Regions from separate parts of the Homo sapiens genome. Here region 2 is linked to region 1. A link is a contact called in ENCODE Hi-C or POLR2A ChIA-PET data. All regions are on one chromosome and are shown on one strand. Each heading gives the region's core, a stretch centred on a gene start or an enhancer-like site at or near the end of the contact. The rest is flanking DNA. Distances are from core to core; before and after follow the strand shown. Region 1 overlaps TJP1 (tight junction protein 1). Region 2 has its middle 120 kb from the start of TJP1.

Region 1 (7,116 bases), core at 404-2,903:
CTGAGAAACTGGATCAATAGAAACACATTCAACTGAATACTTCATGAGAAATACAAAGAAAAATTTTAAGAGGGAGATGAGTTTCATTTGAGATGTGCTGTGTTTCAGGGACCTACAGGAACATCTAAGTGAATATGCCTAACAGTTGGAACACAAGAGTGTAAAGATTTGGGCTGGAGAAAGAGGTTCTGCCATCATCAGCAGTGACTGGAAGCAGGGGAGCAGATGAGATTGCCTAAATTAATTGTTATTCAACCTGAGGAAAAGAAAAAAAAAGTTACCTTAAGTGGAAAAAAAGATTCTAGGAGAGAAACTGACAGAACGTTATAAAGGGCAGGGTGAGGAGAATGAGCTTGCAAAAGATACAGAAAGGTGGGGGAAAAAAACAGAAAGATACAGTACTACCAAAGAAGACATTATTTTTGAAAATAAGGAGTGGTTAACCATGTGAAATGATACTGAAAAGGCAAGCAAGCTAGAGACTGAAAAACTTCCACTAGATTTAGTGTGAACATTTTTGGGGGCAGAGCGGAAAAGATACCAGACCAGAGAGGATTGAGGGGTAAGTAGTGAAGTAAAAACAGCAAATGTTGACAACTTCACTGAGACTTCACTGAATGGGGGTATGGAATACCACCTAGGAGATATGCCAAGTGGTAAAGCAGATCAAAGTAAGTCTTGATAATATTCCAACTGTAACACCCTTTATATCAAAATGATCAGTCATGCATGCCCACAGAAGGAGCAAGCCACAGTCAGATCCATTTTTTATCAAATTTAATGAGGCATGAGGGAAAGCAGCTGAGTTTCAGTTTCAAAAACTTCAAAGAAGTACTGCATTATGGAGAAATGCTCTATAAGGGGTTCCTTTCCTTAAATTCCTCCATTTAAAAAAAACAGTCTGGAGTGAGGGGGAAGAAGTCCCAGCAGGGCACAGTGGCTTCCCGCCTATAATCCCAGCACTGTGGGAGGCCGAGGCAGGTGAATTGCCTGAGCTTACCAATTTGAGAACAGCTTGGGCAACACGGCAAAAACCCTGTCTCTACCCAAAATAAAAAAATTAGCTGGACATGGTGGCATGTACTTGTACTTCCAGCTACCAGGGAGGCTGAAGTGGGAGGACTGCTTGAGCCTGGGAAGCAGAGGTTGCAGGGAGCTGAGATTGTGCCACTGCACTCCAGCCTGGGTGACAGAGCCAGACCTTGTAACAACAACAAAAACAACAACAACAACAACACTCCCAAGATTTCTCTCCATGATTACACTACTAACAGTTAAGAAAAACACTGAATTTCCATTTGGTGATGGTGTGACATTTCTTGTTAGCATAATTTGTACCTGGCTATTCTCATCACAACAAATCCAAAAGCCAAGCCCTGGACAATTCACTTGAAGTGTTATCTGTTCCAACGGAAAAAATGAACAGTCCCTGAAGCCTGCCATAACAGGATTTGACTTACAGTGATAGAACACAAACACAAAGACAACAAAGCAAAGACATGAAGAGACAGCAACTGTACTTCTCATTAAAATTAGTTTTAAATTTTCATGTGAAAAAAACAGCAAGAGTTGGCAGAGAATACCTTCATTTTTCCGGGATTTCACCAGTGTGACTTTAGTAGGTTTAGCAGGCTGGCTGGAAGCCACTGACCGCCTGTCTGACCGCGGGGACAAGCTCCTCTCTCTACTTGCACTTCTATCCCTCGGCCAAATCTTCTCACTCCTTCTGTTAACCACACCACTCCGGCCACTTCTTGGATCATGTATTTCCTCATCATAACTATCTTCTTCATTATCAGATACTGGTTCAGGATCAGGACGACTTACTGGTATTTGAACTTTCTTCTTCCTTCTAATTGTCTGCAAGTTAAAAAGGTTAAAAAATAAGTTGACTGATTTTCATATATGTACGTTCAGTTCCAAAGAGAAAGGAATATTACACTTCTCATCCCATATTAACTATGAACCAGCAAGAAACAATACACAAACAACTACAACAAATTTCTAAGGAATACATTTCCATAAAGGCTGTGTTTTCTGTTCTCCTGATAAACAGATCTGGTTAAGCACAAATAAGAACGAGTGGGCCTAAAAACCTCTTTATTTACTTCACACAGAAAGATCTTCCTGGTGTAATAATCACAAGCTTACAGGGAAACTAACAACTGTTGGTGGTTTGAATAAAAAGGACAGCACTGTACTCTAATGCCATCAAATATACTCTAGGTGCTACCAAAACCACAGCAAACTTCCATGCCCAACTTGCTTCCTTAAAAATTTTAGAATGCATCAATATCAAAGCCCACAATTGCCCCAGACCTCTAAGAGATAATTTATTCTATAGCCGCACTAACATTCAATAATATGTTGGAGCTAATTAACTCAGCCGTACTTCACCAACACAAACTGCTTTCAGTCTCTGGATCTCTTCAATTTGTACTCCCAGTCTAGGTGCAAATTCTTCCCTCTGGCGTTCTTTTCTCAATGATTCTGGTAACTGGCTCTGTATTGCCTGTCCACTTATTTCCTTCATTCTCTGCAAGCTGACGATCTACATGTATTACACCTGCTGACTGAATGGCCCTGTAATCTGTGGACTACACTTTGCCTTCTCACAATAGTATACACTTGACCTCACTGTAGTTCTACAGGATCTCCTTGTGTATCACTCCTTGTCTTCTATGTCGGACACCTTGAGCTACTGAAACTTTTCACTATCTTATTTCCAATTCCTTCATCTTAGTTCATCAGTTCCATCCTGGTTTCACTCGCATTCCCCCTAAGTTTGCATGAGACATCCTGTTGCCATATTTAAATGACTTTTTCTTGACCCCTCAATCATCTGCCCTGACAAACTCCAGTCCTATTATTACCTTCACTTCCACACTTTGCTGATGAGGCCCTCTGTAAATTCATTTTACAGAAGTCTTGCTCTTGTTCAGCAATCCTTTCATCTACATATTGTTGCCTCTCTGTGGAATTCGCTAATGTAGGTATTCTACAACCATTCTTCAAGATCCCAGCCACTCAGCCTGCTTTAAGATCAGTGCCATTTTACTCCCCCTCCCCTCCTAAATTTTTTCAGTATTTCCCCTCCTAAATTTTTTCAGTGTCTCATTTATTTGGTCCTCTTTCCTTCTGGTCTCAAAGACCAAGGCAATCTTCTCCCTGGATGAACAAAACCCTTGTATTTGAGCTCTCATTCTCATCCCTACCTACCTCTAAGACTTTTTTCTTCATCAATTACCATACTCCAGGTTACCTGAAACTTCAATCTCTTTATTTACCTAAAATCTGTCCTCTACCTACTAAGCTCCCCCAATTAATCTTCTATTTCTCTGTCTTGCTATTCACCTGCATGTTATCATCTTTTCTCTCTTCTCTATGTGCCTAAACTTCTTCAAAGGGCTGCTCTACACTTAATACTACTGCTTCCTATGACTACTACTATTATTATCAGATACTGGTTCAGGATCAGGATGAGGGCCTGAGCAGAGGGCCATTCTGAGGAAACAACGCTGAAGCTCAAGGATGAGAAACAGCAGAGGCCAGCATGTGAAAAGGAGGACAGCCAATGCCCTGTTATGAACTGAAAGAGAAAGGCTGCCCTTCTCCTATTGGAGCAACCCACAGCTGAAGTCCTTATAGGGTAATATTTTCTGTAAAGCATTCCTAATGCTAGCTGCCTGCTTTTACATCTCACTTCTATTTAATTTCCAACATATTATATTGGAAGCAATACCTGGTATTAGTATTTTAATCTTCAGTTCCTCCCTAGTAATAAACAAAAACAAAGTTGAGCAGATGAGCACTCAAGGCTTTCCCTATCATTCCTGTAAGAGTGCGCCACCTCTTTGGGATCCTACTGTACCTGACCTATCAACCTGAGATGACGTGCATTATATGGTTATCAGTATGTATACCTATCCAGCCCACTAAGATTTGAGTTTTTTGAGAAGTTCCTTACCATGCATTTAACTGTACATATAATGCAATGCTTGCATCTAGTAGGTGCTTAACTTATTGAAAGGTAACCAGTCCTATTGTGATTCTCTACTTATGAATCAACAGTTATAAACATGAATAATAATTAGTAGGTGTGACAACTATGCTCGATTTTAACACTATGAAAAATTTGGAATCAAAATATTTAGGAAAAAAAATGCCTACTTCAAAATAGTTTAGCTTAACTAAGTCTCAAAGGTAAAATAAAACAAAATGATGCCATGTAAGTACTAGAAAAAAATACAACAGAGAGGCTTTTGCAATTAAAAGGCTTTTGGAAGCATGACACCAAGGCAGAACCAATAAAATGAAAGTCTGACAGACATGACAAAATAAAAATGAAAACATTTCAATGTTGTAATAAAATGATACAAAACAACAAACACAAACAACTTACAAGCATTCACAAAAGCAAAGAGGATAACAACACATGAGGTATGTATGACAAAAGGCTAATAATCTGACTACAGAAAACACTCTAGTATGACCATCACCACCATATAAATGCAAAGGACATGAACAGGTAAATGAAAAAACAAATGGGTAGTAAATACACCATGAGAGGATCAAATCCACTTGTGATTTAAAATGTTTCATTTGAAACACTTGTTTAGTTTATCAGTTTGGCAAAGATTTAAGACCTGTTGAAAACTGAACTCTCAATAGCCTATTGATTTTCTGAAGGACAAACTGGCAATACATACATCAAAAGTCATTCAGGCCCTTTGACTCTGAAAAGTCACTCCTAGAAAATTATTCTAAACATTAACTAAACAAGTAGGTAGTAATATGATGATTTTTGCAGCTGAATTTTAAAAAAATACTTGCGGACTGGACACTGAAATGCCTGTGAATGAGTGGGTTGGATAAATATATATGCATAGTGAAATGCTGCATGGCCATGTGGATACCTACACAGTCATGCACCATGTAAAACAACGGACAGCACGTACTGCAGGGGCCCCATAATATCACAATGGAGCTGAAAATCTCCTATCACCTAGGGACGCCACAGGGTCATAATGTCGTGGGTGCACTGCAGTACTTATGTTGGTGGTGATGCTGGTGTAAACAAAGCTACTATGCTGCCAGTGGAATAGAAGTGTAGCAGATACAATATGTACAGAATATAATACTTGATAATGACTATGTTACTGGTTTATGTATTTACTATGCTAAACTTTTTATCATTACTGCAGAGTGTACTCCCTCTACTTATTTTTTTTTCTACATGTTAACTGAGAAAACAGCCTCAGGTAGGTCCTTCAGGAGGTGTTCCACAAGAAGGCATTATTGTCACAGGAGATGATGGCTCCATGCGTGTTACTGCCCCTGAAGACCTCCCACTAGGACAAACTGTGGAGGTGGAAGACAGTGACACTGATGACCCTGATCCTGGGTAGCCCTAGGCTAATGTGTGTGCTTGTGTCTTAGTTTTTACTAAAAAAGTTTAAAAAGTGAAAAATAAAAAATTTTAGGCTAGGTGCAGTGCCTCCTACCTGTAATCCCAGAACTTTGGGAGGCGGAGGCAGGCAGATCACTTGAGGCCCGGAGTTCAATACCAGCCTGGCTAACATGGCAAAACCCCATCTCTACTAAAAATACAAAATACGGGCTTGGTAGCGGTCGCCTGTAATCCCAAGGCTGAAGCACGAGAATCACCTGGACCAGGGAGGCGGAGGTTGCGGTGAGCCAAGATCACGCTACTGCACTCTAGCCTGGGTGACAGAGCGAAACCGTGTCTTAAAAAAACACAGCCTGTAATCCAAGCACTTTGGGAGGCCGAGGCGGGGCGGATCACGAGACAGCCTCCATCAGGAGATCGACACCATCCTGGCTAACATGGTGAAACCCTGTCTCCACTAAAAATACAAAAAAATTAGCTCTGGTGGCGGGTGCCTGTAGTCCCAGCTACTCGGGACGCTGAGCTTGCAGTGAGCCAAGATCGCGCCACTGCACTCCAGCCTGGGTGACAGAGTGAGACTCTGTCTCAAAAAAAAAAAAGAAAAAAACCAAAAAGAACCCAAAAAATTTTAAATATTTTTGTACAGCTGTACAACGTGTTTGTTATTACGAGAGTCAAAAAGTTAGAAAGTTTATAGGTTAAAAAAGTTTCAGTAAGCTAAGGTTTATTATTGAAGAAAGAAGACTTAAATAAATTTTATAAATTTATAAAATATTAAATACATTAAAAATATTAAAACGTTAAAAATTTAGTGCAGCCTAAATGTACAGTGTTTACAAAGTCTACAGTAGTGTACAGTAATGTCCTAAGATGTCACATTCACTCACCACTCACTCGCTGACTCACTCAGAGCAACTTCCAGTCCTGCAAGCTCCATTCATAGTAAGTGCACTAAACAGGCATATAATTTTTTTATCCACTATATATTTTTACTGTACTTTTTCCATGTTTAGACATACACATACTTACCATTGTTTTACAGCTGCCTACAGTATCCAGAACAGTAACATAATATATCTATTATGAGAAGTGAATTATCAGGCAATTCTGTCTTTGTGTGAACATCACAGAACGTTATCTTCCCAAACCCAGATGGTATAGCCTACTACACATCTAGGCTACTTGGCATAGCCTATTGCTCCTCGGTTACAAGCCTGTACAGCATGTTAGTGAACTGAATACTGTAAGCGACTGTAACACAATGGTAACTATGTGTGTATCTAAACACGGTAAAGGTAAATACAGTACTATAATCTTATGGAACCACTGTCAGATATGTGGTCTGTTGTTGACCAAAACATTGTCATGTAGCATGTGACTGTAGAGGAGGAAAAGAGGAGGAAACATTAAGCCAAAAAGAGGTAACTATTTGGCCGGGCGTGGTGGCTCATGCTTGTAATCCCAGCACTTTGGGAGGCCGAGGCAGGCAGATCACGAGGTCAGGAGATCGAGACCATCCTGGCTAACACGGTGAAACCCTGTCTCTACTAAAAATACAAATAATTAGCCGGGCGTGGTGTCAAGCGCCTGTAGTCCCAGCTACTCAGGAGGCTGAGGCAGGAGAATGGTGTGAACCTAGGAGGCGGAGTTTGCAGTGAGCCGAGACCGTACCACTGCACTCCAGCTTGGGCGACAGAGCGAGACTC
Region 2 (7,536 bases), core at 1,723-4,222, 170 kb after region 1:
CCTAGGTCATTTGAACATTTAGCATTCAACTCTTTGATCAGTTCAAACTGCCTCCACAGAACATCTTTTTCTTTCAAGCGTTCCTTATTCTCAAAATGTTCCTTGAATTTCAACCAAATTTAAATTCCTTACATTTACCTTCTAAACTTTGTATTCACCTCCTCTGTTCCAATAAACAGGAACAACTCTCTAAGCCCTTGTGTCTTGTAGCAACCATTGCCAGGCATTTTCTTAAAATTCTTACACCTCCCTTGAGGTGCTGGTAGCTTTAGAAATGTCGCCGGAGCAGCATGAAATTAGCCATGACTAGGACAGGACAGTCAGGAATTGCTGAAGACTCTCATGCCTGCTTCACCACCTATGGTCATTACAAAGGACTTCAAAATTCCTGGCTTTTCCAGTCCTGGAATGACCCTGATCCCTGCCCCATTCCTATAGCACAATCCCAAAACCATACATGGTCTTTCTCACCACAGTTCCCCTGCCAATCTCTTAAATGCTCACATCTAATGCTTAGGCCAAGGCTCTTGTGTTGCACAAGAGGTCCCCTACACCCCCGTTCCTGCTGACTTCACCTCCTTGCATCAACAATCTGGTCTCCTGGGCCATCATTTCAATCACCCTCTCACCTTTAATCACAACTATTTCCTTCCTTTGTCTTTCTCCACATACCACCCTTCAAAACCAGCAGTGCCAGCTCTCCACTGCCACCCCCAGGCAGATGTGCTTTGCTGGAGAGAGTGACACCAGACTGGCCCTGGTACAGTCCTCAACATGTTCCTAGCCAGGGTTCCCTCTCCTTTTCTGGTCCTCAGCAGCAATCCTACATCATCACCTCTCTGTAGCATCCCCACCTTCTCCCTCTTCCTCAACTGGCAATCTCAATGCCCACTCAGGGAATGAAACTACCTCCCAACCCCAAACTGGTCTCTATATGAGTTCCCTCCTCGCTGGGGGTTTCCTCCCTCCTATGCGCTAGAGTCCATCCATCTGTCCCATCCCTACAGCACCAGGGCCCTCCATTCTCCCTTTCCCTCTGGTATCTTCGAAGACTCTCCACAGCCATCTAAAGATACTCAACACTCTCCCACTTAAAAAAAATGGCACATGTTAAAAATTAAAGACTTCTATAGAGAACATTAACACGCCACTAAATACTGAATAGAGTCGTCCAGTCAGTCTTCATCATCTAGCTCCTCTATGTTGCCAGCACCTGTCAGTGCCTGCCTTCCCCGGTCCAGCCTGTTGTAGACATTGTGCTCATTCCTTGTTTCTTGTTTCTTCAGCCCCAGAACCTTCCTAAGCCATCCTGACCAAGCCTTTGGGCTTCCTGTGTCTGCATCTACAGGGCCACCCGCCGGCTCTCCAAACTGAGGCTTTCTTCCCCACATCTGCAGTTCTGATTGCTCAACTCTTGGCTTGGTTTCAGATTAGTACTCCAGGTGCTGCAGTCTGACTAAACTCCCACTTACTGCACTCATGTCCAATCAGTGTCCTGACAAGACACCAGCTCCTTTTCCCTGGGGGTACAAACCTTATCTCAATCCCGCAAATTATTAGGGGTCCCCGTGCTCCCAAATTCATGTCACTACCACTAACTAGTGGAATGAAGTACTGTTATTGCTTACAGACCGCTCTACTGGGTTCATAAGATCCACCTTGGGTTTATCAAGTTCCCTTAGAAAATATATTTAGAACGCTGGCAGCCCAGTGGAGTCCAGCTACACAGCTCGGCGCGTTTACCCTGGGATCCCTTGTTTCTTGTTTCCTTTCATTTCCTTCTCCAACCAATTTCCCATCATACCTATGGGCAAACACCCATGTTATAACAAGCAATTCATTAACTACTTATTTTAAGTTATGGTGAAGTGTTATAACCATAATATTTATAAGTGTTATGAAATTTATAAGTTCTGAAATTTACACAATTCTTTCAGTGGTTAGCAAACCATACTACTATTATAGACTCTATTATATTTCATAACCACATATTATACACAACATGAGAAGATCTCTGTTTAAGAGTCCCACCTATGGTATTTGTAAAACCATTCAATCAGGCAAAAACAAATTAAAAAAGTAATATCAGATAGTAATACACTAGAAAACCAAACCTTGAACAAACATTTGGGGATCCCCAGGCTTACAAATGTATTGGTTTCTATTGGGTAAAGTCTTGGCTTTCTCATTTTATATCATTTAAACAAAGGAACTGAAAATTATATTTTAAAATAAAAACCATAATCTAAAACTAATCTAAGAAAATACTGAGAAAAAATAGCAGTAAATTTATATATTTTATCTTCTGTAATGAAAACTAAGGGGAAAAAGGCATGCTAAAAGCAACTAGTTCTAAAGTAACTTCATGAATGTACCACACAGAATACTTAACAGCTTTAAAAAGCAGTTATGAAATGCCCATTTGAACATCAGATGCCACGGACAGAACAAGTATCCAACCTAAAGCAGACAACACGGACCCACTCAAAGATATGCAGTGACATGCAGAGTCGTACTTCACACAATCCTCATTTGGAGAATGAGTCAAGAAGGGCAGCAGCGCGACCCTCCAGGCTTTTCCAAAATGACCCTCCTGATAACTGAGGAGCTCCAGCTGGGCTGTTCTTTTGCCCTGGTTCAAAATATACCTAGATGTGGAAAAGTACAAAGGCAAGCATTTCCCATCCACTAGAAAAGAAGTTCAATTATCAAATGCTAAATCTAGGTTACACTAAAAAAAATTAGATGAATTAAAATGTGGCCTGCCTCAAAGCAAGAGCATGTCTTACCAATCTTACTGTATCTCACTTAACATACTCAAGAGGAAAAGAAATTGAAGCATTTAAGTAGTCCATCTTCAACATTCTGCTGTGAATACAGGACCTGTAATATGCTTGTTCTACTTGACATATAAAAAGAATCACATTTATGTGGAAGCCTAAGGTTAAAACAGGTTTTTAAAATGTAAACAGCAGTAACATGAATGTATTGAATTACGTAAATCCCAAAACTTTTCATGCCACAATGGTATGGGAAGGTCGGTGACTGACTCACCTAAATAAAATGCAGTAAGTCAAAGTATATAGTTAGAGCAAAAGGAAAAAGATAAAAACATTTTAAAAACTAATTTATGGTTTTAATTCTCTATAATAAATCTTTTAAAAATTAATACACAGTAGAAAATGGAGAAACAAAGTTAATAAATGCTTACAAAGATGGCTTATGTTATATTAAACATGAAAATGATATCAAAGCATAATTATGAAATCGTCAAAAATCACGTTTGTAGTACAAGTTTACAGCTAGTTTTAAACAAAGAATTTTGACCAATTACTTGCAGAAAGTAAACAAGAAAAAAAGCTTGACTTCTTTCTGACAGCACGGAAGTCCTTATAAAACAGAGCACTATGTCATTCGACTACCACCCCCCAGTTATCACAGTTCTTGGTATATAAATCACCTTCGAATAAGCACAGGGTGTCTGAAATTTCCACTCTGCCCTAAGTAACACCATTCAAAATATCAATTGCTTCCAGCAATTCGAACAATGAAAATAACTTTAAATTGGAAAGATTATCCCACTTTCATCTCCACATTAAAGTCCATCCATCATAAATTTAAGTAGAGTTATGGTGGGCAAGACGTAGCAAGAATGAAATAAAGTATTTTAACCACAAGAGACCCAAACAGGACTTGGCAACGCTTCCTAACTGCACACGCTAGAAAGCCCTGCCCCCATGTGGCTGAAAGTCTTGCACAGCTGGCCAGCTTGCCCTGGGGCATAAGGGAGAAGGTTCATCCCCGAAATTGCCATGTTAAATGCCCACTTCTGGCTGTTGGAAGATTTAGGATACCATCTACTAAGCAGAAAGGATACCTTTTTCCCAGGCTCAGTGTCTTGGACAATGTGAACACACAACTAATAACTGCTGGATTATGGAGACAACAGCTTGTGTCTGCATAATGCCTTATGTAAGGTTCCCTCCCACGGATGCAGCAAACACGGAACATTCAAGTTCTGAGATGATGCTGAGGCTCAATTTAAATGGCATCTTTCCTGCTCTCAACTCTACTTTCCTGGTAATGCTTCATGACATACGATCTTTTAGTCATTATTCCTAAATAATAGTGCCCTGTCAGTACTGGGGGCAAAGGACGCATCTTGGCACTTGGAGCTTTTGCTATTCTCTCTCCACCTGGTACACACTCTGCAGTCTGTGACCCTCCATTTCCACCTCCAGCTGCCTGGAGTCTCTCTGCGAATGCTTCAATTCCCTCTGGTTCACAGCCCAAACCAGAGCCTACACCTGATTTACCATTAGCCATTTCCCAAGCCTGTACTCTGCTCCCCAACCCCTAGCACAGGCTCAGTGACTCTGAAGGTGAAAGCTGGCAGCAATGCTGGTGAGTCATAAGAGAAGGCAAGGAAAAATACCACCCAGCTACACACCATGTGCTATGGTCAGAATGTCTGCATCCTCCAAAATTCATTTGTTGAAATCCTAACCACAAAAGTGATGGTATTAGGAGGTGGGGCCTTTGGGAGGTGATTAGGTGCTGGGCTGGAGCCCTCATGAATGGGATTAGTGCCCTTACAAAAAAGGCCTAAGAGAGCTTGTTTGCCCTTTCACCATGTGAGGACTCAATGAGATGATGTCTGTCTACCAGGAAGTGGGCCTCCCCAGACACCAAATCTGCGATGGCCTGATCTTGGTCATCCCAGACTCCAGAACCATGAGAAATAAACTTCTGTTGTTTATAACCCCCCAACCCCCCAGTTTATGATATTATGTTATAGCAGGCAAAAAGCATTAAGACACCATGCACTTGAATAACAAACTCTGGAAATAGAGCCACTGTCAAGCCTATTAGTGACTCTCATTGTGAGACTTCCAGAATAAGCAGGCCGTAAGATATTCTGGGGGAAGACTGGGTGGGGTTTATGACAGCATCCAAGTCAGGTTCGGAGGAATGGGCCTTCCTCTAACCTACAAAGTCATAACTAGAAAGAACTTAACTATAGCATTCACTTCTCCACCTGCCATAGGAAAGAAAAGAGTAAATCATAGGGGAGACAAAGTGATTCCTTTCCTCTTGGTTTATAAAGCCTGCCCAGAGCCAGCACACAGAGCGTGTGCCCATGTCACAGGTGGCCCTCCCCTTCTGCACCAGGTACACAGTCAGGCCTCACGAAACATTAGCTACTACAAAATGTAGGACTTACCCAAAAAAGAACATGTGTAGAGATAGAAAACAACATATTCTGAAATGTCCATTTTTCATTCTAATGCTCAGCAGTCATATAATAACCAGATGAACTAAGCTGCTTTCATTTAGACTTTTGGGAACAGAATGGTATCTGTTTCAAGACAAATACAACCAATTTTCTATCTATACTTGAAATTACGTGTGTGTGCATACAGACAGATTCACTATGTTATTTATATGTTCCTCAGGGATGATTTACTGTTCCATAACAAACGTGGTGATCAAATGATTCTAATCACTGACTGAAAAGTAATGAAATAATCTAAGATCATCTCTGAAAAGCTGAAGCAGATCCATATTAGATAAAAAAGAATGACTTCCATAAATCGACTCATTCAACACACAGGAAAGCATTCTATCTTTATATTTCTGTATTTTTCAACCTCCTCTGGCCTGCTTGCCACCCCACTGCCCATGGCCTATGTCACCAATCACCTCCAAGTGACCCCCACCCTCGCCCCTGCCCCGATGACCACCATAACCACAGCACCCAGAGATGAGTCCACTGCACTGTGCCACTTTCACAGATGGGGGAGGAAGAGAGCTGTAACTGTCAGAAATACATGAAAACTGTCAAAAATACATGCCATCAGCTCTGGAGATTTTGAAGCACTGATGTCTCTCTGTTCTGTGAATGTATTAAAAAAAAATTACATTATCCCTCCTTTCAAGGTTAGCAAAAATAAAAGATGAACTCTACTTCCACCTCTGCAAATGACCTCCTACGACCGCAGGCAGGCCCACGCTGCCTTTGCCTTCCCCACCTGCTTGAGGCCACACACATCTCCGTGGACCACTCCTCCCTTCCAGAAACTCCCCTGTTCGCTTCTTCAGCCTCTACCCAGGAGTTTCCTTTGCTGGCCCCTCGCCTTCTGACTGCCTATGCACTGGTGAGGTTCCCTGGCCCTGCCTTAGTCCTCTCTCTGTTCACAAAACCATCCTAGCAGTAAAATCCTTTTTCCCAAATAAAATGGTCTGTGCTCCTCACCCTCCAGTAGAACAGATAAAAGCAGAGCTACTCTGGCTGAAGGGGGGAAGGAGGCTTGAGGCCACCCTCATGGGGCATCTCTACAGACCTCTAGGGTTGGGAACCACCAGCAGTTTCCTTCAACCAGCTGGTGTGAGCTCCATCTCCGGTCCCCCCTCTGCCCCCTCAACACCTCCCCACTTTTTGCCCAACAAAGTCATATGAGTCCTTCCAGATCCAGTTTCCCAGCCACCTTGTTTGTGATTCTTTATGTACAAAGTAGCTTTGAGCACTTCGTTATCCCCCAAGGCACTCTGCACCGCCTCCACCATTGTACACGTATCACGTGTTTGTTTACATTTTTGCCGGCTCCACTAGATTGTGACCATTTTAAAGGCAGACAAGATGATGACAATGGCGTGCATGCGTGTATGTGTTTGCATGTGATGGGACAGGGGAGTCTCAGATGAACCTAAAGTTAGGCTTAAACTGCTCTGGGTGTGAGGCTGGTGCACTGGTCTGCATGAAGAGGCCGTGAGGAGGGAAGCGACTGGAGAAATGGGGAGGAGAGGTGGCTGCGGTCTCCATGCCCGCCCACCAGAGCTGCGTCTCAGCCCTAGACAGAGAGGGTCAAGCAAAATCCAGGAACTGCTTTCATGAGAGACTTCACAAAATATTTGTTAAACCAGAATACTGAACGCATAATATTCTCTTCTTTGAAATAACATTTTCTCTATTCTTTTCATTAAGACCCAAATTTCTAAAAGGCCTATATTTTCTTCTCAGTTCTGATGAATAAAATTCTGCCTAAAGTCAGAGTCAATAAGCTCCCGAACTAGCAGTTGCTAATGAAAAGAAACTCTGAAGAGATGAGAGATGATGGCACAGGTCAACTGGAATGGAGACAAAATACTGAGCTGCAAAACCGATCCAGAAAGCCCACTAGGTGGAGATGAAGGCCGGTACCACTCACAAGAATGGAGTCTTTGCAGCCTTTGTACTTACAACCATTTTTTAAAACAAGAGTTCTTGCAAGGTTGTCTAGAAGACTCCTTTAGAAATATCTGAACATTCACAGTTTAATCAAGAAAGTATCCATTAAGGGCAAAAATCTCCTACCAATTAGTTGTCAATTGGCAAACTGCATTCAGACTGGCCTCTGGAACTCCCAAAGTTATAAAAATAGCTGGATTCCTTTTTCTGCAAAAGAGCCTCAAGTCTCTCTGACTCCTCTCCGTTTGGAAGATTAATAACGGTGATAATTCTGGAAGACTCCTTTACCACACAGCGGTGCGTACCTC

The links. A loop is a pair of places that touch in the nucleus more often than their neighbours do. ChIA-PET counts read pairs that join two places held with the same protein, here RNA polymerase II (POLR2A). Pooled maps may share reads with other maps.
Region 2: a map of MCF 10A shows a loop between it and region 1 (5-fold over the local background). The contact joins two enhancer-like sites. A Hi-C loop is called at or near these places in 14 of 168 maps with a recorded cell type or tissue (CD8-positive, alpha-beta T cell, GM23248, MCF 10A and 11 more), 2 of 37 single-sample maps with no recorded cell type and 2 of 50 pooled maps. POLR2A ChIA-PET finds 5 or more read pairs at or near these places in 5 of 52 experiments (CD4-positive, alpha-beta T cell, MCF 10A, PC-3 and 1 more).

The regions. Positions count from the first base shown.
Region 1 is chr15:29,764,683-29,771,798 of GRCh38, forward strand. TJP1 (tight junction protein 1) reads right to left here. Exons shown (of 28, transcript NM_001330239.4): 5 at 1,584-1,860. Among named protein-coding and RNA genes, the nearest start is that of TJP1, 54 kb to the right of the region's middle. Within about 2 kb of position 1,654, at least 3 of the 41 ENCODE cell types and tissues checked have a DNase peak (open chromatin) inside an H3K27ac peak, as active enhancers do.
Region 2 is chr15:29,935,164-29,942,699 of GRCh38, forward strand. It overlaps a transcript of TJP1 not described here. Among named protein-coding and RNA genes, the nearest start is that of TJP1, 120 kb to the left of the region's middle. RefSeq lists an enhancer at 1-8. Within about 2 kb of position 2,973, at least 4 of the 41 ENCODE cell types and tissues checked have a DNase peak (open chromatin) inside an H3K27ac peak, as active enhancers do.